Regions from separate parts of the Homo sapiens genome. Here region 1 is linked to region 2. A link is a loop called in an ENCODE intact Hi-C map of the cell type or tissue named here. Cell type or tissue: HepG2. All regions are shown on one strand. Each heading gives the region's core, and the rest is flanking DNA. Links, peaks and the distances in the headings are about the cores only.

Region 1 (13,207 bases), core at 1,939-9,938, 580 kb after region 2:
TGCTTCAGCCCAGGAATTCAAGGATGCAGTAAGCTATGATTGTGCCACTGCACTCCAAAGTGAGATTCTGTCTCTTAAAGAAAAAGTGTTATGGAAAAGATGGCACTTGAATGGATGTGTGCTGCAAGCTGGCTGCTGGACCATAAACTGTTTACTGGTCAGTTATGAGTGAAGGCCATAAATCACTTTTTGTCATTATGTACACACACTATTTATTTCAGCTTCTTTTTAACTATTGATTCATTCATTTACTCATTCACTTATTCAGTAGCAAGACTTTCTTGTTGACAAAGGCAATGTGTTCTGGTGCAAGCTCCTTATCTCATTCGTGACCAATAATTTGAGTATACCTGAACTAGAACTAAGTAGCGGCTACTCCCTGCTCTTATAACTGAGGCATGCTCTCCTCATTTCACCTGTTTCCACCCATTCACTGCAGAGTAGCTTCTCATAAATTTAGGCATTTAAGCTTGTAATCCTTGCTATAAACAATGAAATAACTTAAGACTTGTGTAAAAGAAGGTAAATTCTTTTAGCTAATGTAAGATGAAGGTGAGAGTTAGTAAAAGCCTAATGGTGAAATTGAGGGGACAATTTTGAGATATATTAGGGAATAAATATCAGTAAAAATTGAGAATTTGTATATTGGATAAGATGGTGTTAAAGAAGAAGCTATTTTCTGAATTGGATAACTGGTTACAAGATAATATCTCCACAAGAAAACTATTAGAACTGATAAGCAAATTCAGCAAAGTTGCAGGATACAAAATCAATATACAAAACTAAGTAGCATTTCTATATGCCAACAGTGAACAATCTGAAAAAGAAAAAAAAGTAATTCTATTTACTATAGCCACACATAAAATTAAATACCTGGGAATTAACTGAAGAAGTGAAATATCTCTATAATGAAAACTATTAAAGACTTATAAAAGAAATTGAAGAGATACCAAAAATGGAAAAATATTCCATATTCATGGATTGGAAGAATCAGTATTGTTAAAATGTCCATACAACCCAAAGCAATCTACAATTCAATGCAATCCCTATCAAAATACCAATGACATTCTTCACAGAAATAGAAAAAAAAATCTAAAATTTACATGGAACCACAGAAGACCCATAAGAGCCAAAGCTATCCTGAGCAAAAAGAGCAAAACTGGAGGAATCACATTACCTGACTTCTAATTATACTACAGAGCTATATAACCAAAACAGCATGGTACTGGCATAAAAACAGACAAACAAACCAATGGAACAAAATAGAGAACCCAGAAACAAATCCACACATCTGCAGTGAATTCATTTTTAACAAAGGTGCCAGAAACATACACTGCAGAAAAGACAGTCTCTTCAATAAATGGTGCTGGGAAAACTGGATATCCATATGCAGAGGAATGAAACTAGGCTCCTTTCTCTCAGCATATACAAAAAGCAAACCAAAATGGATTAAAGACTTAAATTGAAGACCCCAAACTCTGAAACCACTACAAGAAAACACTGGAAAAGTCTCTAGGACATTGGCAATAATTTCTTGAGCAATACCCAGAAGCACCGTCAGCCAAACCAAAAAATGGACAGATAGGAACATATCAAGTTAAAAAGCTTCTGCACAGCAAAGGATAGAATCAACAAACTGAAGAGACACCTAGAATGGAAGAAAATATCTGCAAACTAGCCGTCTGACAAGGGATTAATAACTAAAATATATAAGGAGCTCAAATAACTCTATAGAAAAAATCAATGTTCTGGGTTTTAAAATGGGTAAAATGCAAGGTATGGTATACGCCTTTGGTTCCAGCTACTCAGGATGCTGAGGTGGGAGAATCACCTGGGGGTGGGAGGCAAAAGTTTCAATGAGCCAAGATCGTGCTCTACAGCGTGGGTGATGAAGCGAGACCCTGTCTCAAAAAAAAAAAAAAAAAAAGGCAAAAGATTTGAATAGATATTTCTCAAGAGAAGACATACAAATGGCAGAATGGCAGACAAGTATATGAAAAGATGCTCAAATGCAAATCAAAACTACAATGAGATATCACCTCAGCCCAGTTAAAATGACTTATATCCAAAAGGCAATAACAGATGCTGGTGAGGATGTGGAAAAAAGGAACCCTTGTACACTGTTCATGGGAATGTAAGTTACTACAACCACTATGGAAAATAGTTTGGAGGTTCCTCAAAAAAATGAAAAATTGAGTACCATATGATCCAGCCATCCTACTTCTGGGTATACACCCAAAAGAAAGGAAATCAGTATATCAAAAAGATAGCTGCACTCCTATGTTTGTTGCAGCACTTTTCACAATACCTAAGATTTGGAAGCAAACTAAGTGTCCATGAACAGATGAATGGATAAAGAAAATGTAGTACATATACACAATGGAGTACTGTTCAGCCATAAAAAAGAATGAGATCCAGCCATTTGCAACAACATGGATGGAAGTGGAGATCATTATGTTAATTGAAATAAGCCAGGCACAGAAAGACACATCACATGTTCTCACTTATTTGTGGGATCTAAAAATCAAAGCAACTGAACTCACAAACATAGAGAGTAGAAAGATGGTTACCAGAGACTGGGAAGGGTAGTGGGTGGATGGGAGGGGATGTGGGGATGGTTAAGGGGTACAAAAAGGTAGAATAAGACCTACTGTTAGATAACACATTAGGGTGACTGTAGTCAATAATAATTAATTATACACTTTAAAATAACTTAAAGAGGGTAATTGGATTGTTTGTAACTCAAAGGATAAATACTTTAGGGAATGGATAGCCCATTCTCTATAATGTGCTTATTTCACATTGCTTGCCTGTGTCAAAACATCTCCCTCACCTGATAAATATATATATATCTTCTACGTACTCAGAAAATTTTTTTACAAAAGATATTACAAAACAAGATTTATAAGTCAGTCTGTAGGCAAAAGGAAGAATTTACTTTGAGATGGGCTGCATCTGTTCCAACCTCTGTGTTAAAAACTGAGAGCATATCATTATTTTAAATACCCATGGTACATTACAAAACTGGATCACATATTAGGTCACAAAGATAACCTCCCTAAATGTGAAAAACTCAGAAATTATATTACCAGAGACCTACCGACTGCAACAAATCTAAAAACTATGAAATAGTAAAAAGTTTACTTTTTCAAAGTAAGAAAACTGTAGTAAAATAGGCAATAATAGGAGATTTTAAAAATAAGACTATGTATGCAAACTCATGGGGCCCAGTCAAAGTCATAGGAAGAGGTAAAGTGCTGTATTAATTTATAGTATCATGGGGACATTAGAGTAGATATATCAAAAAGTTATACTTCTATTTATGCATCTCAGAAATTAATAAAATGGATTCCCAAAATAGTAGGGGAAGTATACAAATATATTAATTTAAATACAACAGGTATTTTTCCCTAATAATGTAAAGAAAAGGAGAATTCCTATAATTACAATTTATAATTGAGAAAGAAGAATTTTTGCAGTACTCTCAACTTTACCTTTGAAACAATATATTCCTGCTTCTTAGGAAATCTCAGATTCATACAGATAAAACACGTAAACAGTTACACTTAAGGAAAGGGATTAAAGTATCATTAATAATTAACAGATACCTTGAAAAAATCTTTGTGGTTATAAAAATATACCTAAAAAATAAGATTGAATGTCACAATAATAACATACAAATATATGACATCATAATTTTTCATTGATCTCCACTTATCTCTTTTATGCAATAGGATTATTCTGAAAAGGCACATCATGCTTGTATATGAACACTGGGCAATAGTCAGCATGCATTTTGAATACAGATTTTGAAAACCAGAGCTCATACATACAGTCTATATAGAGACTAAAGATTTCCGCTTCTAAAAAACACAAAAAAATGTAGAAAATATCTTTGAAATAAACTTTATTTAAAATCCTTTATATAGACTTAAAATACATCTCAATTATTTACACCAAATTTCAAAGTTTATTCTAGACAAGTTATGAACTTCTAAGAGAGCTAGATGATTGAAACAAGAGAAATCAAATTTCTAACAGAATAAAAGGAATTTTAAAGTTAAAATGGCATTACTAAGAGAATCACATATGAAGAATCAATGCTTATCAAAGAACTGTCACTTTATTTTTCCTTCAAGAAATATTAACAATTAAAACACAAGTAATCACATAATTGTTCATTTTTCCCCTCTTTCCTAAGAAAATAAAAGTAGGAAGAATAGAACGTGTTCTTGATTGTCTCATTAAGATTCAGCTAAAAATTCTCGTAGTGGCTCACACCTGTAATCCCAGCAATTGGATGACTGAGGCTGGCAGATAGCTTGAGCTCAGGAATTTGAGCCCAGCCTGGGTAACATAGTGAAACCCCATCTTTACAAAATACAAAAATTAGCCAGGCCTGGCCAAGCGCGGTGGCTCACGCCTGTAATCCCAGCACTTTGGGAAGCCCAGGCAGGTGGATCACGAGGTCAAGAGATCAAGACCATCCTGGCCAACGTGGTGAAACCCCCGTCTCTACCAAAAATACAAAAAATTAGCTGGGCGTGGTAGCGGGCGCCTGTAGTCCCAGCTATTCCGGATGCTGAGGCAGGAGAATGGGGTGAACCCGGGAGGCACAGCTTGCAGTGAGCCGAGATCATGCCACTGCACTCCAGCCTGGGCGACAGAGCGAGACTACGTCTCAAAAAAAAAAAAAAAAAAAAAAAAACAAAACAAAACAAAACAAAATTAGCCAGGCCTGGTGGCATGCCAGGAGTCTCAGCTACTTGGGAGGCCGAGATGGGAGGATCCCTTAAGCCTGGGGGTTCGAGGCTGCAGTGAGCTATGATTGCGCCACTGCAATCCACCCCGTCTCTAAATAAATAAATAAATAAATAAATGTAATTCTCAGTAAAATCAAAAACCATTGATTCATTCCTAGGAATCTGAAGATCTCAGACACTTAATCTGTGTAGGTAATGCCAGAGTCTTTGGAAATGTCTTATTTTAGTAGGTTCGTGATTTTTTTCTCTTTCAGGCAGGCATTAAAATATCGTGATATGTATTTGATATATAGCCAGTCATTTTGATTGCATAAACTAGTTATGTGAAGAAAAGTTAAGAAATAATATTCAATTTGGTTCAAGAATAAAATAATCATGATCTCTTAAATTAAGCATTCTCTTTAATTAAGGATATTTTCCCCCCTTTGAATCAGCACCTTCAATGAAATTGTACTTTTATCGGCAAAATCGTATAAAAAAAGTATAAAACTTGTCTTGATGAAAATTAAGCTTTGATTATCATCAGAATAGTTATTTAAAATTAAATACTATTTGCTTCTAAAAAAAAACAAGAATTTAACTGAGGGGGCACTCAGGATTATCTCGAGGTTTATTTAAAATTTCTCAACATAAGTTATGTTCTCAACTATGTGTGTATTAGTAAGTTTAGCATTTTTCCCCTTATTGTTTTTATATCAAATCATGATTCTGTAGAAATGCTCTCAGAGTAGAATCAGGAGTGGCTATTGGAATATCTAAATATGTATATGTATATGTATTTTCACACACACGGAAATACACACATATATATGCAAACATTTATGGGCACGCTTGATATATAAAAACAAACAAGTCATTCCATAAAATCTCTTTCACTTGAATTATTATAAAAAGTCAATAGTTTTTATAGAATTTAAGACGGCTGAATGCTTTGCCACCATTTCCTGAAATGCCTAATTCTATGGGCAAAGGTGCTTATATCACTTTTGTTTTGCTTTTGGCTTCTGATACTTCTTTTTCCATTATATGTTTGTTAGGTTTATCCTTTAGCGTTCTAGATTTTTCCTCTGGAGATATGTGGTATAAATTGTTTTGCATATAAATATAACCTAGGGTTGTTCCAGGAATTTTTGCTGATTCACAGGAAAAATATCTTCTAATTCTTTATGGACCAATTGTGAACATTTGAAATAGAGATGATCTGATAGTGTAATATCACTAGCTTATACATAGCCTTGTTTAGTTGTCTTTAAGAAGACAAATGCAGAACAGAAAGAAAGCGTTAAACCTTAAATATCTTTTTATCCGACACTTTAAACTCCTCTGTTCGCTATATTTTAGGTATATATAATATATCTTATATAATACATGTGCATAATTTAGATATAAATTTATTTTTTAATCAGCAGGGACGAATAATAAGAAACGTTTAGAGCACGATTTTATCCAACTTAGTGATCCTTGTCTTCAAATTTAACAGGTGGACTCATCATTTGCTCTTTCCTGTCCTCTCAGAAATCATATATCCTCAGTGCAATAGGTAAGAAAAGTTAGATTTCAAATCCTCATTTTAAAATATTAAATATACTTTGCTTCTCTTTCACTAGACATGAGAAAAATCATCAAACCAAGAGCTCCCTCTTTAGGTGATTATAAACGTAAACAAGATGGCTGCTTGTTTCTGAAGCTCTCAGATTACCTCAAAGGTTTTAAATTTTGGGGTGGTGGAAGTTCACCTTATGCTTATGCAGTTACTTCAGCACAATTTAGTCAGCAAAGAAACAAAAACAATAGAAAAAATATAGTAACATTATAAGCTAATATATCATAATCATAAGAATAGCAATAAAATTACTTATAAGTAAATAAAAAATATACTTATTTACCACTTAAAGATAAAGGAAGTAAGGAAAATAAGAGAAAGCTTTATGAATAATATATTCATTGCAAATTATTTGTAGTAATGATAAACTGAAAACGACCTATCAATTAAAGAATGGATTAGAATCTGTCCTGTAGAATATCCACATGGGATGACCGTAAGTCATTAAATTTATATTTATAGAAAGTTTACAATAGAATTCCATGCTTATATAATATTTGGGGTATAAAAAACATAATATATAATCTATAATACATAATTTAATACATATTAAAATAACATAAAAATATAATACATAATTTTTGCATAATCACAACTATTAAAAGTCAAATATAATTAGCTAAACTACAATTTTTTTAAGAAAGTTATCAAGGTAATGAGATTATAAGTAATTATTTTTATTTTTATTACAGTTTTTTGAGTTTTCCAATTCTACCAGTTTTACTTTGAGTTTACTTTGAAAACCAGAGAATCAATCTTTAAGATATTTAATGTTTCTTGAAATTTATTAACTAATTAAATTATTAATTTAAAATAACTAGAAGTAGGTTTTCAAATGTGTAAAAATTGACACTTAAAACACCTGTATTTTTTTAATTATGTTTCGCCAATTACAATAAATACATTAACTGGGAGTTGCTTAGAAGGTCTTGTTCTAATGAGTAAGAAATTATTTTATAAATCTGGTAAACTAAAAAAACCATTTAAACCATGTTGAGCTTATAAATTATTTTTAACTGTAAGCCACAGCATATCTTGCAACCATGTTATGAAGCTGGTGATTACATTATAAAGGAAAAATCATGTGAGTTAATACTTTCAACAAGCAACTCGGCACCAGTGAATTTATATAACAAAAAAAAAAACAGAATAAATATATAGCTCAAAAGTTACATAAAGATTGTCAAAGGATAACTTTGAGACGTGCAGTTATTTGCATGCAAATGAAGGCAAATGTTGTCAATGAGAAAAGGGAAAACATGAGACTTGTGATGAGGAAGAGAGAAAAGAAAAAAATGGAAGTAACCTGGAAACAATAAACCATGTTTTACATTTTGGGGGTAAAACAGCAACTAGCAAAGGGATCAGTCTGGATAGGCTCCACTTGAGCAGGCTGGCAAAAATCATGAAAAATAACTAAATTGTAGTTATTTGTGGGTTATCCAAAAACCATGAGAAGTTGACTATGAAGTTAAACATGACAATTGTATTATGTAAAATCTTCCAGCATCTTTCTTTCTACACCTCCAGGTTACTTAGAGAGGTCTGTACCTTACCATTTATAAGAATATCTCGAGACTATAATTTTTAACAAAAATTTTTAGAAATCAAAATAAGATTGTTAAACACATTGATTATGCAAAGATCCCAGTTGTAGCATAGACATTTATAAAGCACATAAAATATAACATTATTGAATCAATATTTGATACAAAATTATTCATTATAAACATTAAAAATTATGTAATTAATAATTTGCTTGGCTTCATTAGAATTTAAAAGGGAAACTTTAAGATAAATTTGAAGCTCCAGGTTCTGTGAAAAAGAAAATACTGCCCAATGAGATATGATCTACCAAATTGATTTTCTAGAAAAAAAATTAATCATTTAAAATCATTCCGGGAATCTTATTGTGGTTAGTTATTAGAAGTTCAAAATCACTATTTTCAAAAATATACGTCACAGCATCTAAATAGGTAACTCCACAAAGAATTCAAATTGGGAAGGTTTTAAGGAAAGGCTCACAAATTTGATCTCATTTATTTTCATAACCCCAATACAATTATTGTCAACTAGAGTTGGAAAAGACAGTCTATCACACTCCTTTTCGTTCTTGAAGTTGAGACAATGAGTGAAGAAAAATAAACTAGGAGAATATTTCTCGTGTTCAGAATGAGCCCCATGACATTTTCAGAGTTATTGGAAAAGCCACTGTCAGTCATGGACTATTCATTGACCACACAGAGCCTAATTTCAAATGATTTAAAAAGATAACTTTAAGAGTGCAAATAGGTGATAATGTAAAGGAGATGCTACAGAAAATTATTCCACATATGTGAATGCTTTCATAGTTCTTGAAAACCCTTTTCTTACAAAGGTAAAATAATTGAGTTTACTTTGCAATTTTGTTTCAATTATTTATTTAGATCTTAATTATTCATTCTTAATATGAATGTAAAGTAGCCTATCCCTTGTGAAAACTCCCACATTCTGTATATGAGTCTAAACGTTTTATACATATTATAAAATTTTAAATTCTAAGTTGGATAGATTTTTATATTTCAATACTTCTGAAACTTAAATGTTCTATAATTAATGAAGATTTATTTTATATTAGTGGTTGTTTCTTTATACTCGTAATCTGTTATTTAGTCAATGGTTCCTCATACAATGTTTGACATTTTAGAATTTTTTAAAAAATTGTATTTTTCTGATCATTACAGTAACTCATTATTTTTACCATTACAGAAATGGAAAAATGCAAAGATACAAAGAAACTTTTCGAGGTCGCAAGGCTGAGAGGTGCTTGATCTGGATTTGAACTCAGATCTCTCTGATTCTAAAGCCCACACACTTTCTACTATGTCAACTTGCCTCTGTCATGTAACATAGGATAATTTTTCTTGCTGTACTCTTATTAATAACACTAATGATAGTAATAAATAAAACTGAGTTTATTATATACCTTGCAATGTTATAAATGCTTTACATATATTTTTAATCATCAAAATGACCTTATGAAGAGAATACCATTATAATCTCCTTTTGCATATAGGTAATCTGAATGAAGCACAAGATTATTTTTATATGTTGCTTTCTTTTTATAATAGCAGCACAATTCCTTATTTATCTTAATTTAAATTTTTAGTTATTTTTTACTTTTTATATTTTTGTTTATTTTGATATTTTTTAGTTATAGTAGTGAATAGGAAAATCTCTGTAAAGGTTGATTTGCTGTTAGCGCTAAGGTAAGCTTATTACCTTTGTTTGATTTTAATGAACTTCAAGTGAACTTAATAATTTTTTTTCCTTTAATTTGCCAAGTATCAAGAAATATCTGATCAACCAAATTGAGCTCCTCATTATGGATTGGACCTACATGGGTTGTACCCTACCGGCCTTCATCTCATCCACAAGCATCTACTCATTTGTACCACAATCATTTAACAAGATCTATGATTACCTTTTCAAACTACAGAAAGAAAACACTTTATTTCCTTCTCTGTTTACATCAATTCAAACTCCACCACACCCATCACAAACTCTAAACTCTTCAAATCCACTAGGCAAAGCTCATCATTGCTCAACTCCATTTAAGGAAAACCAGCAAACTCAATTTCAATCAAGAATAGCCCCAGCACATCTACCAATACAGCTAAATATTAGAATGACTGGTTTCCACCAACTACGTATCTTACAAATCTACCATATTGGAATCCTTACAATCCTCACAACACATTCTTAAAGCAATATCAACAACTTCTTCTCTGTTAACCCCTATTGTTACCATGTCTATCCAAAATCCAACTCCTTATACCAATACTAAGTAACATATTGCTATTGTCTTCACAACCACTCAAACCTACCCTACTACCACACCACCACAGAACCTACTATAATTGATGCTCTCTCTAATACCAGCAAGAATGCTGCAATTCCTATTCAATACACAGGTATAATTATAGCTTATGCCTGGGGCTACATGGCTATATTGAATTGTGAGTGTGTGTATGTGTGTGTGTGTGTGTGTGTGTGTGTGTGTTTTGAGAGAACAGGATTGAAAATTATAAAGCATGCTGTCTCCCATCACAAAATTAAAACTCTAGTTAAAGAAATATAAAATCAAAATTTACAAATTTTGTAAAGGCTTTCAGGAAATTTCATGGGACTAGGATATAGTAATGAGAAGTAGTAAGAAATATCACATTCACAATACCTGCTTTGTGTAGCCATTCAAGAGAGAAATAAGCCACTATGTTTAAATAGTGCCAGTGTCTGATTTTTGAAATAATACATGACTTTACATAAATATATTGCATGCATTCAAGACTCTAACATTAGAATTCTGATACCTGATTAAATTATGGTACTTGTTCTACATAAAGTGCCATCTGAAAGTCTTATACCTTAGACTAGGAAATCATCATCCTATTAGGATAATGCTTCACAGCATGGTAATGCTTCTCTTGAATATCATCTAATTGTTGTTACTCTGAATAGACCTTTAATATATTCCTCAATCCATTATAATAAAAGCCCTAATCTAATTATCATCATTAAACAGCATTTATTTAGTACTTTCCTATGTTCCAGGCAGTGTGAATGTAAGCACTTCACATTGATTTATTCATGTAACACTTAAACAACTCTACAATCATGAAGAAAATGAAGCAAGAAAATATAAAACACAGGTAGGTGTGAAATCCAGGCATTCTTTCTTCAAATGCTCCATGCTTAACTACTGCAATGTTTCTAAATATGCCTTTCTACATTAAAATTGTATATATGTTTATCAATACCCAATAAAAGGAATTTGGACTAAATAATTTGTATATTTCTTTAGGTTAAAGAATAGAATAAATTCTTTCCATATTCTTATTCTTAGTGTCACTAATATAAGGTACATTACTATAAAATTTCTCATGAATTCATTTCAATAAAAGTATATTGGAAATTACATGTAACACCTGACTCCTGCTAAAATGATACTGAAAGAAAATAAAGCAGATATGGACCTCAACTGCAAGGAACTTAGGAATTCATTCTTGAATATTAGCCACATAAGTTTTATGCCAAAATAAAAGTGGCAAATCTCATTAAAAATATATAAAGAATCATTGGGTTTCAGATGAGGGAAAAAAATAACTCAAGTTGGGCACATAAGAAGACTCCCAAGAGTGAGAATATTTTATTTGGGCCTGAAAGAACATGAAGGTCATTGAGACCCCTAGTTTAGAAGTCTAGGAGCATTCCAGAAAGAGTGAAGAACATCAGAAAAGCAACAGACCTTTAAGGAAAATAGGATGTGGTTTAGATAATCCAGAGCAAATGGTTCATGAAGAGGGTAGTGGAGGAGAAAATAAGATTTAAAAAAGGAGAGGCAGGGTTCAAATTACATAGACTTTTAAATGAACTCTTTTCTACAGGTATAACCAGTACCTGACCTTCTGTACTCACATCCTGCTAACTTCCTTCATTTCTCTAGGCACAATCTTATTGTCACTGCTTTTTCAAAGAATCTACCACATATCACCACTTCCTCAGGGTCCACGCTCTTACCACTCCCCAGACAGCCCCCAAACCTACTACTTCCACAAGGACCACATTAGCAAGAATGGTCATCAACATGCTCCCAAATGTGCTCACTACATCTCCTTCTTCAGAAACATGGGTGCCTATAACAATATCAGCACTAACCAACAAAATGTAGGCTAAGTTTAGCAACAACTCATCTAGAGGTAAATTGGGGACTGGACAAAAAGTTGCATCTGGAACTTCTTTGACTAATGCGAGCCTTAGCAAATTCAGGACTACCCCGAAACTTTGTAAGTCAGCACTAAGGTTGATGACAATCATGTGGATTTTGACACTGACCTTAAAGCTGGCACCACCTTTGAAAAAGGAACAATTGCTATTTCTCCAAATGATGTCAATCCCAAAGAAGCTTATGTGTGAATATAATCTATGCAGTAGATAGTTCTCCAATCACAATTTGAAAAAAAGCATGCAAGAGAATGTGTTAAGGACAAAGCTAGAGAAATAAGTGTGTAGCACTGTAGCAATTAATTAGGAAATAAACTGTCATTTTAAATTCTCTATTGATTACTGTCACACAAAATAATTTACTGTGATTTTCTATTGCCATACACTGTAATACTTTCAAAACTAAAAATGACACTTTATAGATGAATCATATGAAGAGATACTATGAAGAACTTCAGGTGGCAGCCGGGGCACAGCGGTTCACACATGTAATCCTGGCACTTAGGGAGACTGAGGGGGGTGGATCACAAGGTCAGGAGTTCAAAACCAGCCTGGCCAACAAAATGAAACTCCGTCTCTACTAAAAATACAAAAAGTTAGCCAAGTATGGTGGTGGGTGCTTGTAATCCCAGCTACTTGGAAGGCTGAGGCAGGAGAATCACTTGAACCAAGGAGGTGGGGGTTGCAGTGAGCCGAGATTGCGCCATTGCACTCCAGCCCTGGTGACAGTGCAAGACTCTGTCTCAAAAAAAAAAAAGAAAGAAAGAAAAAGAAAAAGAAGTTCAGGTGTATACTAATTTACAGTAGTTGACAAAATCCACATTAATCTTCAACTTCATTTGCCAGTAAACTTTTGTATATTTTTGGCTACTATTTCAAGGTTCTGTTGTACCCCAAATTCCTAATACTAGAATATATGAATATACTGCTGCTGCTGCTTCTGCTACTGTTACTACTAACAACAACAATAATAACAACTCTGTAGTGCTTACTATGGGTTAGATGCTTTTGTAAATATTTCACTTATACTAATTCATTCAATCCTTATAACATCCCTATGAAATAAAAAGAATAATTA
Region 2 (13,207 bases), core at 2,187-10,186:
TTTGCAAAAACTAAATGTTCTTGTTATATTTTACGATATACAACATGCCTTTTTAAGGTGTTTTTCTGGGCATTTTGACCTGCATTAATTTTGTAAAATCTTTATCTTTCTTGTTGTTTTTATTTTCTGAAATGCTTTTGCTTATGTCTTTATTTTTGTTTAATTTACTTTCAAATAAATCTGTTACAAAAAGTATTAAGCTCAATTTTTTACCTTTATCTCAAAGGTTTTATTTGAACTATTTTTATACATAGTCATACATAATTTCACACATAAAGTGAGGTAAAACAAATACTAATCTATCTGATAGCCATCTAAAGAAATTAAATATTACAATACAATTCTACATATCTTGCCTGCTTGTTTGCTCCTTCTATCTGTGACTTCAATTCTTTAATTCTCATGTTCTTTGTAATGATTTTTTGTATTTATTATTAAATAACATTTTATATATTTTTAAATATATAACAGAATACACAATATTCTGTTAAATATTATGTTGATTTTTATTACATGTGTGCACAGTTTCCGACAGTGGTAAGTGACTTAGTAATACCTTTATATTGGCTCTTGTCCTTTCCCTATTTAATGTTATCCACTGCTCTTGTGGAATTACCTGGCAATGCTTCTTACAGAAATTATTTGCACTCAAATTTTTTCCTGAGAGCCTATTTCTTTAGGAACTCAAAACAGAGGGTAATACTGTAGTGATTCTAGGCCATACAGCTATAAAAACTACATTACTGGTAGAAGTGAGGTAGATATTACTTGGCATGCAGTACAATCACAGTTACTACTATTTTCATTGTTGGTGAATTGTGATGAGGAACAGATGGAAGAGGATGGACTATTCTTGTGCAAAATCAACACTTAAGAAATATGGGACCAATAACGATTATAAGATTACGTACCTGTTAGCTGCGTTTATTACCTTCAACAACATAAGGTAGAAAGAAGATAACAGAATCAATTCAGCCATGTATATCTCAGGACACAATAAAAAGCAGAAGGCATCCATGACAGGTTTTATTTTTTCTCATAGTAATTCTTTTCTCAAACTTTTATTTTAGGTTCAGGGATACATGTGAAGGTTTGTTACATAGGTAAATTTTGTGCTTGGGTATTTTATGTACAGATTATTTCATCAACCTGGTAATAAGCATAGGACTCAATAGGTAGTTTTTTGATCCTCATCCTCCTTCCTCCCTCCACTCTCAGGTGGGCCCCAAAGTCTGTTGTTTCCTTCTTCATGTCCATATATACTCAATGTTTAGCTGCCACTTATAAGTGAGAACATGTGGTATTTGGTTTTCTGTTCCAGTGTTATTTTGTATAGGATAATGACCTCCAGCTCCATCCATGTTGCTGCAAAGGACATGATCTCATTTTTTTGTTTTTGTTTTTGTTTGTTTTTCCTACTGCATAGTATTCAATTGTGTATATATACCACATTTTCTTTATTCAGTCTACCATTGATAAGCATTTAGATTGAATCTGTGTCTCCCCTATTGTGAATAGTGCTGTGATGAACACGTGTGCCTATGTCTTTAAGGTAAAATGATTTATATGACTGAGCATATACCGAACAATGGGATTGCTGGATTGAATGGTAATTCCACTTTGAGTTCTTTGAAAAATCACCAAACTGCTTCACAATGGCTGAACTAATTTACATTCCCACCAGCAATATATAAGCATCCCCTTTTCTTTGCAACCTCGCCATCGTCTGTTTATCTTTTGGCTTTTAAATAATAGCAATTCTGACTTGTGTGAGATGGTATCTTGTTGTGGTTTTGATTTGCACTTCTTTAATGATTATTGATTTTGAGTAGTTTTTCATATGCTTATTAGCTGCATGTATGTGTGCTTTTGAAAATTGTCTGCTAATGTTCTTTGTTCAATTCTTAATGGGGTTGTTTTTGCTTGTTAGCTTAAGCGCCATATAGATTCTGGATACTAGACTTTTGTCAGATGCATAGTTTGCAAGTATTTTCTACCATTCTGTAGGCTGTTTACTCTGTTGATAGTTTCTTTTGCAGTATAGAAGCTCTTTAGTTTAATTAGGTCCCATTTGTCAATTTTTGTTTTTGTTGCAATTGCTTTTCTTATCTTCATAATGAAATCTTTGCCAACTCCTATGTCCAGAATGGTATTTTCTAGGTTATCTTCAAAGGTTTTTATGATTTTAGGTTTTTACAATTCAGTCTTTAATCCATCTTGAGTTGTTTTTTGTATATGGTGGAAAGAAGGGGTACAGTTTCAGTCTTCTGCATATAGCTAGCCAGTTACTCCTCCATCATGTATTGATTAGTGACTTCTTTCCCCATTCCTTGTTTTTGTTGACTTTCTCAAAGATCGGATGGTAGTGGCAGAGCTTGGTTCTCTATTCTGTTGCACTGATCTATGTGTCTGTTTTTGTGCCAGTTATTTTGGTTACTTTAGCCTTATATACTCTATACTGTGTTTAGAGTATAGTACTTACAGTACAGTTTTTTTTAATGTTATTATACTTTAAGTTTTAGGGTACATGTGCACAACGTGCAGGTTTGTTACATGTGTATACATGTGCCATGTTGTTGTGCTGCACCCATTAACTCGTCATTTACATTAGGTATATCTCCTAATGCTATCCCTTCCCACTCCCCCTACCCCACAACAGGCCCTGGTGTGTGATGTTCCCCTTCCTGTGTTCATGTGTTCTCATTGTTCAATTCCCACCTATGAGTGAGAACATGCGGTGTTTGGTTTTTTGTCCTTGCGATAGTTTGCTGAGAATGATGGTTTCCAGCTTCATCCATGTCCCTACAAACGACATGAACTCATCCTTTCTTATGGCTGCATAGTATTCCATGGTGTATATGTGCCACATTTTCTTAATCCAGTCTATCATTGATGGACATTTGGTTTGGTTCCAAGTCTTTGCTATTGTGACTAGTGCCGCAATAAACATACGTGTGCATGTGTCTTTCTAGCAGCAGGATTTATAATCCTTTGGGTATATACCCAGTAATGGGATGGCTGGGTCAAATGGTATTTCTAGTTCTAGATCCCTGAGGAATCACCACACTGACTTCCTCTTTTCCTAATTGAATATCCTTTATTTCCTTCTCCTGCCTGATTGCCCTGGCCAGAACTTCCAACACTATGTTGAATAAGAGTGATGAGAGAGGGCATCCCTGTCTTGTGCCAGTTTTCAACGGCAATGCTTCCAGTTTTTGCCCATTCAGTATGATATTGTCTGTGGGTTTGTCATAGATAGCTGTTATTATTTTGAGATACGTCCCATCAATACCTAATTTATTGAGAGTTTTTAGTTTTTAAAGAGACCCTTAAGTCCCATAGCAAATGGGCAAACTGTCTTGAAAATCATAACCAGGACCTAATCTTTGGCTTCTCAGAATTACAAAGGATGCTGAGTTTACAGCAATTCTTTTTGCCTAGCCAGCAAATAACCTACACCAAAGCCAAGGCATAGGATTGGGACAGCTGGATTGATATATTTGAGAACGTTGAACCTCCATATTCCCCTGAACCCTACAGGTCAATTGAAGACTCTCTTCTCCTAGCTAGATAATTAAGCATCCTCTTGCATGGAGACAATGCATAGAATTAAAGTTTATAACACACAAAATAATATATGCCCCTCTCACCTTCGAGCTTCTATACCAGGAGTTGTTAACATGATATATAACATATATAATTTTAATATGTAATAAATATTATATTATTTATACATTAATATTATATATTATATAAATACTATATGTCTATTTGACAGATAATATATAATAAAAATTATTTTTTTCTAAAATCTGTTTCTTTAAGAAATTTGTAATTGGTTTTGTTAGGCACAAAAAAATGCAGTTCTCTTTTTGTTTCTATGTGGTTAAACAATTGTTTCAGGTCATTAATTAAGCAATCTATAATTTTTCCCATTTCCCAGTGGTATGAAATGCAGTGACATATTAGCTATACATATATGATTAGGTCTCTACCTTTCTTTATATGCTAGTTTTCCATCCCTGTGTTGTTACCACACTATATTATTACTTAAGTGTTATTATTTATTATTTACCTTATTAGCTGTTCAGGTGAGTATGACTTTGTCCTTAAAATGTATTTTGGCTATTTTGAGCCCTGTATTAGTCCATTATCACGCTACTATGAAAAAATACCCGAGGCTGAGTAATTTATAAAGAAAGGGTATTAACTGACTCAGTTTCCACATGGCTGGGGACGTCTCAAGAAACTTACCATCATGGCGGAAGGCACCTCTTCTCAGGCGGGCAGGAGAGAGAATGAGTGCAAGCAGGGGAAATGCCAGGTGCTTATAAAACCATCAGATCTCGTGAAACTCATTCACTCTCAGGAAAGCAGCATGGCAAAAACCGCCCCCATGATCCGATTACCTCCACCTGGTCCCTCCCATGACGTGGGGATTATGGGAACTACAATTCAAGATGAGGTTTGGGTGGGGACACAGCCAAACCATATCAAGCCGATTATTTATTTCACAGATTTTAGAAATAAAGTTCATACAAACACAGAATTAACCATTGGATAATTTGTTTTAGAATTACTAGAATCTTTTTATGTTACATTTATTAATAGGTATATTGTATTATTTGTAGTGTCTCATTCAGTGATTTTAAAATTTCTGATTGTTATTTGTGTGTAAGATTGCAATTTACTTTTGTATATTAGTTTCATATATAGCAATTCTGATAGACTTTCTGATTTGAATAATTCAGCAATTTGTTTTAGAAAAACATAAATATGTATATTGCATTAATTAAAACATCAAATTCAACGTTAAATTGGAGAGATGTTAAAGAACATCTTTGTCTTGATCCTGATTTTTAAAAATTATTCTAATCATTCATTATTAAGTAGATTATTTCCTCAAGGTAGTTTCCTTGTTTTATTTTTTCTTTTTGTTTAATAGCTGTTGTTTCATATTTTTCATCTGATTAAGAAATTTCACTGCTATTTTTTAATCAATAAGGGTATTGGGCTACATTTAAGACTTTTCTACATTTGTTGCTTAATAGAGTCAATTAAAGTTTGAAGTACCTTTTTAAGAAATTTTATTCAAAGCTCAATCTGAAAAGCATGAAGGTTTTACTACATTAAGGGCTTCAGGAATTAATGGACAATATGTTTTAGTCTTTACATACTTTCCTTTTTGGGGGTGCAAATGGAAACATTTGAAAGTGTTCACTTAACTGTGCTCTATTTTTATATAATCATGCAACTACCGCAGGGCTAAAATAAATTTATTTTTGGCAGCAGGAATAGCAAAAGATCATTTGAATCAATACACTTAGAAATGTATTAGAATTTGCCTAGATATTTTTGTGCTTTTTAAAACTGTTCTCATGTGACAATATTTTTGCCAAACTTTGGTAGAATTTCTCAACTATATTGATGAATTTGAGTTCCTGGAATTTCTAACTCTATTTAATTTGATGTCTCAAAAATATTTTCAAGTGAAATATAATCAGTTCTATCAAATTCAGTACATGCTTCCCCCTTCAACGTACATACACAACACACACACACACATAGGCACACACACACACATTTTCCCACAGGCTTATTTTTCTGTGAAATGATATTTTCTCATAGAATTATGATGATTATACAACATGGATACAAACTATATAAAAATCTGCAATCAAGTTATTCTGTAATTTGAATCTATTTAGACCTTTCATTGAATGACTTTGAACAAATAAATTCTTAAGGCCTGTAAAATTATCTCTCATTTAAAATCAAATGTGAGTGATTTCCAAACGGCTTATTAAAACACAATAACGCTAGGATTACAATGTCTTGTTTATCATTTTGTTGTTGTTGTTATTTTTATTGTGTTACCTTTGTTACTTCCTCAGGAAACTAGGTATTGAACATTTTTAGATCAGACAATAATATTTTCCAGCATTATTTTGAAACCTAGTTATATTTTAATTCAATGATCTTGAAAATTATATCAGATAATCCTGGATATTAATTAGATGTTAGTGGAAATAGTTTTAGAAGTTTTAATATATAGTATTGAATAAAAATTGTGTCATTTTACTGTTTAAAATTATTTTAAACCTATTAATGGAGCCGATATGTTGCTAATGAAATCTGCTTAAACTTTTAATGTATTTATATCTTTGTTTTAATTTATAAATAGCACTAACTCTAACCTGAAAAAGTCTTGATAAATATAAAAAAAAACTAGTGCTTGGAGAATAACCACAGAATTTCCTAATAAATATATTGTGTGTGTTCATCTCTGTTTTGGATATATATATATATATTTAGATGAAACTTTATCATTTTGCCATCAACAAAATTATTAAATTCCTAATAATTTGGACTCATCATACTTATTCAGCACTATCAATCATCATCCACATGAGGGCAGCATATCCTAAAGGATGTAGATTTTAATATTACAGTTTCGAAAGTGCTTTTACACAGTTTCATGTTGAACCCTAGCAAAAGTTGTCTATTCCTAACTTTATGCTATAGATGAAGAAATCAAAATCAGAGAAGTTGAGGAATCCCTGGCAAATGCAAACTGGAATTATGTTCCATTTTCACCAATTACATATTTCTTATTCACTTACATTTTAACTACAAAACAGTAGTAAGAAAAGCATGGGCAAAAACTTATGCATATGTTTCTTTACTCCACTATCTTTAATTAGAGATGCCACATACACAGAAGGTAATTTCAAGTGGGACAATGAAACTTAAAGACGACTATTCCAAAAAAATAAAAATCTTTGGCAAAGAAATTTCAAAGTGTCATTAGTTTTAGATTTGTGTAGTAATGATAAGCTACAATCCTAGCTAAACAGAGAATTTACAGCTTGCACTTTTCCATTTATTATTTCCCTTAATGAACTGTTGCATATTCTAGTTAGAAGATAAAAAGATTAGTTTTAATTATTACGGATACATAATAGTTGCACATATTTATGGGGTACATGTTGTTTTGGATGCAAGTGTAAAGTGTATAATGATCAAATAAGGGTAATTGGGATACCGATCGCCTCAAGCATTTATCTTTTTTTGTGTTGGGAAAATTTCAGTTCAACTCTTTTAGTTCTTTTAAAATATACAATAACTTACTGTTTACTATAGTCACCTTATTATGCTACCAAACACTGGATCTTATTTATTCTAACTTGATTTTTGTAGCCATTAACCACGCCCTCTTTATACCCCCCATTCTCACCACCCTTTCCAGCCTCTGGTGACCATCCTTCTACTCTGTATGTCCATGAGTTAATTTTTGTTTTTAGCTCCAACATAAGAGTGAAAACATGCAATATTTTTCTTTCTGTGCCTGGCTTATTTAATTTAACGTAACTGGAGGACACTCCATGTTATTGCAAATGACAGGATTTCATAATTTTTATGGCTGAATAATAATTCATTGTGTATTATGTACCAGGATTTCCTTATCCGTTTATCCATTGGTGGAAATGGATGTTGATTTCACCTCTTGGCTATTGTAAATAGTCCTGCATTAAACATGCATGTGCACATATTTCTTAAATATATTGATTTCCTTTCTTTGGATATATACCAAACAGTAGAATTGCTGAACCATATGGTAGTCATATTTTTAGTTTTTTGAGGAAACTACACAGTTTTCCATAATGGTTGTAATAATTTACTTTTTCAGCAACAGTGTACAAGGGTTCCCCTTTTTCCACATCCTCATCGCCATTTGTTATTGCCTACTTTTTTGAGTAAAAGACATTTAAACTGGGATAAGATATCTCATTATAGATTTTATTTGCACTCCTCTGATGATTAGTGATGTTGAGCATTTTTTCATATACTTGTTGGCCATTCTTCTTTTGAGAAATATCCATTCAGATCTTTTACCCATTTTTAAAATTGACAATTTTTTTTCCCTACTGAGTTGTTTGAGCTCCTTATAGATTCTGCTTATCAATTCTTTGTCAGATGGGCACTTGGCAAATATTTTCTCAGATTCAGTGGGCTGTCTCTTCACTTTGTTGTTTGTTTACTTCACTGTACAGGAGCTTTTTAGGTTGATGCTATTTCATTGTCCGTTTTTGCTTTGGTTACCTGTATTTTTGAGGTCTTACTCAAGAAATATTTTCCCAGAACACTGTCCTAGAGTGTTTCCTCAACATTTTCTTATTGTATTTTCATGGTTGAGGTATTACATTTAAATATTTAATCCTCCTTTATTTAATTTTTATATATGGCAAGAGATAGGGGTCTAGTTTCATTTTTCTGCATACAGATATACAGTTTTCCAAGCACCATTCATTGAAAAGTCTGTCAATTCAGCAGTGTATATACTTGGCATACATTGTCTGTGTAATCTCTTGATAGTTTCTCTTATGGTGCAGAAGTTCTTTAATTTAATTATGTCCCACATGCCAATTTTTGTTTTTGTTGCAATTGCTTTTGGAGACCTATCCAAAAATATTTTACCTAGGCCCTTGACAAGAAATTATATCCTAGGTTTTCTTCAAATATTTTTATAGTTTGAAGTCTTCCATTTAAATTTTTATTATAGTTTGAAGTCTTCCATTTAAATATTTAATCCATCTTGAGTTAATGTTTGTATAGGGTGAAATATATGGGTCCAATTTCATTCCTCTGCATGTGGCTAATCAGTCATACCAGCACCATTTACAGAATAGGGAGTTCTTACCCTATTTCTTGTTTTTGTCTGCCTTTGTTGAAAATCAGATGCTTGTGGGTGGGTGGCTTTAATAGTGAGTTTCTTTTCTACTCAATTGGTCTATGTGTCTGTTTTTGTAACTGTACCGAGTTGTTCTGATTACTGTAGCCTTATAATGTAGTTTGAAGTTGGGTAGTATAGTGCCTCTGGCTTAGTTCTTTGGCTTAGAATTACCTTGGCTATTCACACTCTTTTTTGGTTCCATATGAATTTTAGAATAGTTTACTTTCTTCTAATTCTGTGAAGAATGATTTTGGGAGTTTTATAAGAATATTATTGAATCCATAAATTGCATTGAGTGGTGTGACCATTTTGATATTCATTCTTTGAACTCATGAGCATGGAATGTTTCCCATTTATCTCTATCATCTCTGATATCTGTCAGTGGTGTTTTGTAATTATTCTTGTAGACATTTTTGACCATTTTTGGTTAGCTGTATTTTTAGATGTTTCATTTTCCTTTGGTTATTGTAAATGGTATTGTGTTATTGATTTGGTTCTCAGCCTGGAGGTTAATGGTATATAGAAATTGCTGATTTTTGTGCATTGGTTTTTTATCCTGAATCTTTACTAAAGTCATTTATCAGTTTGGAACATTTTTATGGAGTCTTTAAGGTTTTCTAGGTAAAGAATAATATCAAAACAAAGAGAGATAGTTTGATTTATTCTTTTCCTATTTTGATGCCTTTTATTATTTTATCTGGTTGATTTTTCTGGCTAGGACTTTCAGCACTATGTTGAATAGGAGTGATGAGAGTGGCCATTCCTAACTTATTCCAGTTCTCAAGTGGAATGATTACAGCTTTTACCATTCAGTTGAGGTTGGCTGTGGATTTGTAATAAATGGCTCTTATTATTTTGACATATGTTCCTTCAATGCCTATTAGTTGAGGTTTTTACAATAAAGGGATGTTGGGTTTTATCAAAGCCTTTTTCTGTGTCTACTGAGATGATCATATGGCTTATGCTTTTAATTCTGTTTATGGGGTGAATCACATTTATTAATTTGTATATGTTGAACCAACTTTGCATCCCAGGAATAAAGCCTACTTCATCATGATGAAGTAGCTTTTTGAGGTGCTGCTGGATTTGGTTTGCTAGTATTTTGTTGAGGATTGTTGCTTCTGTGTTCATCAGGGATATTGGCCTGAAGTTTTCTTTTCTCATTGTCTTTCAGCAAGATTCTGGTATCATAGTGATGCAGGCTTGGTAGAATGAATTAGGGAAATGTCACTCCTCCTCAATATTTTTGGAATAGTTTTAGTAGGATAGGTACCAGTTTTTCTTTGTACTTCCGGTGGAATTTAGCTGTGAATCCATCTGGTCCAAGGCATTTATGGTTGATAGGTTTTTTTATTACAGAGTCAATTTGAGAGCTTGATATTTGTCTATTCAGGGCTTCAATCTCTTCCTGATTCAACCCTGGGAGAGTGTGTGTTTCCAGGAAATTATCATTTTCCTGTAGATTTTCTAATTTGTGTGCATACGCTTGTACATATTATTTTCTGAGTATCTTTTCTATTTCTGTGGGATCAGTTGTTATGTCATCTATGTCATTTCTGAATGTGTTTATTTGGATATTCTCTCTTTTTATTTATTAATCTAACCAGTAGTCTATTAATCTTGTTTATTTTTTCAAATAGCCAACACTTGGTTTCATTGATCTATTGTATAGACTTTTATGTCTCAATTTTGTTCAGTTATTCTCTAACTTTTGTCATTTCTTTTCTCCTACTAGCTTTGGGGTAAGTTTGTTCTTTTTTTTTCTATTCCCTTAGATGCAAACTTAGATTGTTTATTTGAGTTATTTTGTTGGTGTGTGTTTGTTTTTTGTTTGTTTGTGTGTTTGTTTTGTTATGTTTTTTGAGACGAAGTTTCACTCTTGTTGCCCAGGCTGGAGCGCAACGGCATGATCTTGGCTTACTGCAATCTCTGCCTCCTGGGTTCAAGTGATTCTCTTGACTCAGCCTCCTGAGTAGCTGGGATTACAGGCACCCACCAGCACGCCAGCTAATTTTCATGTATTTAGTAGAGATGTGGTTTCACCATGTTGACCAGGCTGATCTTGTACTTATTTTTCTTTTATTATACTTTAAGTTCTAGGGTACACGTGCACAACGTGCAGGTTTGTTATATATGTATACATGTGCCATGTTGATGTGCTGCACCCATTAACTGGTCATTTATATTAGGTATATCTCCTAATGCTATCCCTCCCCCCTCCCTCCACCCTACAACAGGCCCCGGTGTGTGATGCTCCCCTTCCTGTGTCCAAGTGTTCTCACTGTTCAAGTCCCACCTGTGAGTGAGAACATGTGGTGTTTGGTTTTTTGTCCCTGTGATAGTTTGCTGAGAATGACGGTTTCCAGCTTCTTCCATGCCCCTACAAAGGACATGAACTCATCCTTTTATATGGCTGCATAGTATTCCACGGTGTATATGTGCCACATTTTCTTAATCCAGTCTATCACTGATGGACATTTGGGTTGGTTCCAAGACTTTGCTATTGTGAATAGTGTTGCAGTAAACATAGGTGTTCATGTGTCTTTATATCAGCATGATTTATAATCCACTGGGTATATACCTAGTAATGGGATGGCTGGGTCAAACGGTATTTCTAGTTCTAGCTCCTGAGGAATTGCCTCACTGTCTTCCACAATGGTTGAACCAGTTTACAGTCCCACCAACAGTGTAAAAGTGTTCCTATTTCTCCACATCTTCTCTAGCACCTGTTGTTTCCCGACTTTTTAATGAGCGCCATTCTAACAGGTGTGAGATGGTATCTCATTGTGGTTTTGATTTGCATTTCTCTGATGGTCACTGATGATGAGCACTTTTTCATGTGTCTGTTGGCTGCATTAATGGCTTCTCTTGAGAAGTGTCTGTTCATATCTTTTGCCCACTTTTTGATGGGGTGGTTGGTGTTTTCTTGTAAATTTGTTTGAGTTCTTGGTAGATTCTGGATATTAGCCCTTTGTCAGATGAGTAGATTGCAAAAATTTTCTCCCATTCTCTAGGTTGCCTGTTGACTCTGATGGTAGTTTCTTTTGCTGTGCAGTAGCTCTTTAGTTCAATTAGATCCCATTTGTCAATTTTGGCTTTTGTTGCCATTGCTTTTGGTGTTTTAGACATGAAGTCCTTGCCCATGCCTATGTCCTGAATGGTATTGCCTAGGTTTTCTTCTAGGGTTTTTATGGTTTTAGATCTAATATTTAAAACTTTAATCCATCTTGAATTAACTTTTGCATAAGGTGTAAGGAAGGGATCTGGTTTCAGCTTTCTACATAAATCTGGCCAGTTTTCCTGGCACCATTTATCAAATAGGGAATCCTTTCCCCATTGCTTGTTTTTGTCAGGTTTGTCAAAGATCAGATAGTTGTAGATGTGTGGCATTATTTCTGAGGGCTCTGTTCTGTTCCATTGGTCCATATCTCTGTTTTGGTCCAGTACCATGCTGTTTTGGTTACTGTAGCCTTGTAGTATAGTTTGAAGTCAGGTAGCGTGATGCCTCCAGCTTTGTTCTTTTGGCTTAGGATTGATTTGGCAATGTGGGCTCTTTTTTGATTCCATATGAACTTTAAAGTAGTTTTTTCCAATTCTGTGAAGAAAGTCATTGGTAGCTTGATGGGGATGGCATTGAATCTATAAATTACCTTGGGCCATATGGCCATTTTCACACTATTGATTCTTCCTATCCATGAGCATGGAATGTTCTTCCATTTTTTGTGTCCTCTTCTATTTAATTGAGCAGTGGTTTGTAGTTCTCCTGGAAGAGGTCCTTCACATCCCTTGTAAGTTGGAGTCCTAGGTATTTTATTCTCTTTAAAGCAATTGTGAATGGGAATTCACTCATGATTTGACTCTCTGTTTGTGTGTTATTGGTGTATAAGAATGCTTGTGATTTTTGCACATTGATTTTGTATCCTGAGACTTTGCTGAAGTTGCTTATCAGCTTAAGGAGATTTTGGGCTGAGACAAGGGGGTTTTCTACATATACAATCATGTCATCTGCAAACAGGGACAATTTGACTTCCTCTTCTCCTAATTGAATACCCTTTATTTCTTTCTCCTGCCTGATTGCCCTGGCCAGAACTTCCAACACTATGTTGAATAGGAGTGGTCAGAGAGAGCATCCCTGTCTTGTGCCAGTTTTCAAAGGAAATGTTTCCAGTTTTTGCCCATTCAATATGATATTGGCTGTGGGTTTGTCATAAATAGCTCTTATTATTTTGAGATACATCCCATCAATACCGAATTCATTGAGAGTTTTTAGCATGAAGGCTGTTGAATTTTGTCAAAGGCCTTTTCTGCATCTATTGACATAATCATGTGGTTTTTGTCTTTGGTTCTGTTCATATGCTGGATTACGTTTAATGATTTGTGTATGTTAAACCAGCCTTGCATCCCAGGGACGAAGCCCACTTGATCGTGGTGGATAAGCTTTTTAATGTGCTGCTGGATTCGGTCTGCCAGTAT

Evidence for each region. Peaks named below come from ENCODE experiments on the same cell type or tissue, not always from the same donor. Only the 100,000 strongest peaks of a DNase experiment are listed, where the experiment ranks them.
Region 1: it touches region 2 in a loop (28-fold over the local background); 2 of 110 quality-filtered maps call a loop at or near these places.

Annotation. Positions count from the first base shown.
Region 1 is chr4:70,263,467-70,276,673 of GRCh38, forward strand. No RefSeq gene overlaps it. Among named protein-coding and RNA genes, the nearest start is that of CSN3, 27 kb to the left of the region's middle. In HepG2, for the core only: a CTCF peak has its summit at 6,414; no DNase peak of the experiment used is centred there.
Region 2 is chr4:69,683,300-69,696,506 of GRCh38, forward strand. No RefSeq gene overlaps it. Among named protein-coding and RNA genes, the nearest start is that of UGT2A1, 37 kb to the left of the region's middle. In HepG2, for the core only: a CTCF peak has its summit at 6,429 (motif pointing right); a DNase peak (open chromatin) is centred at 6,442.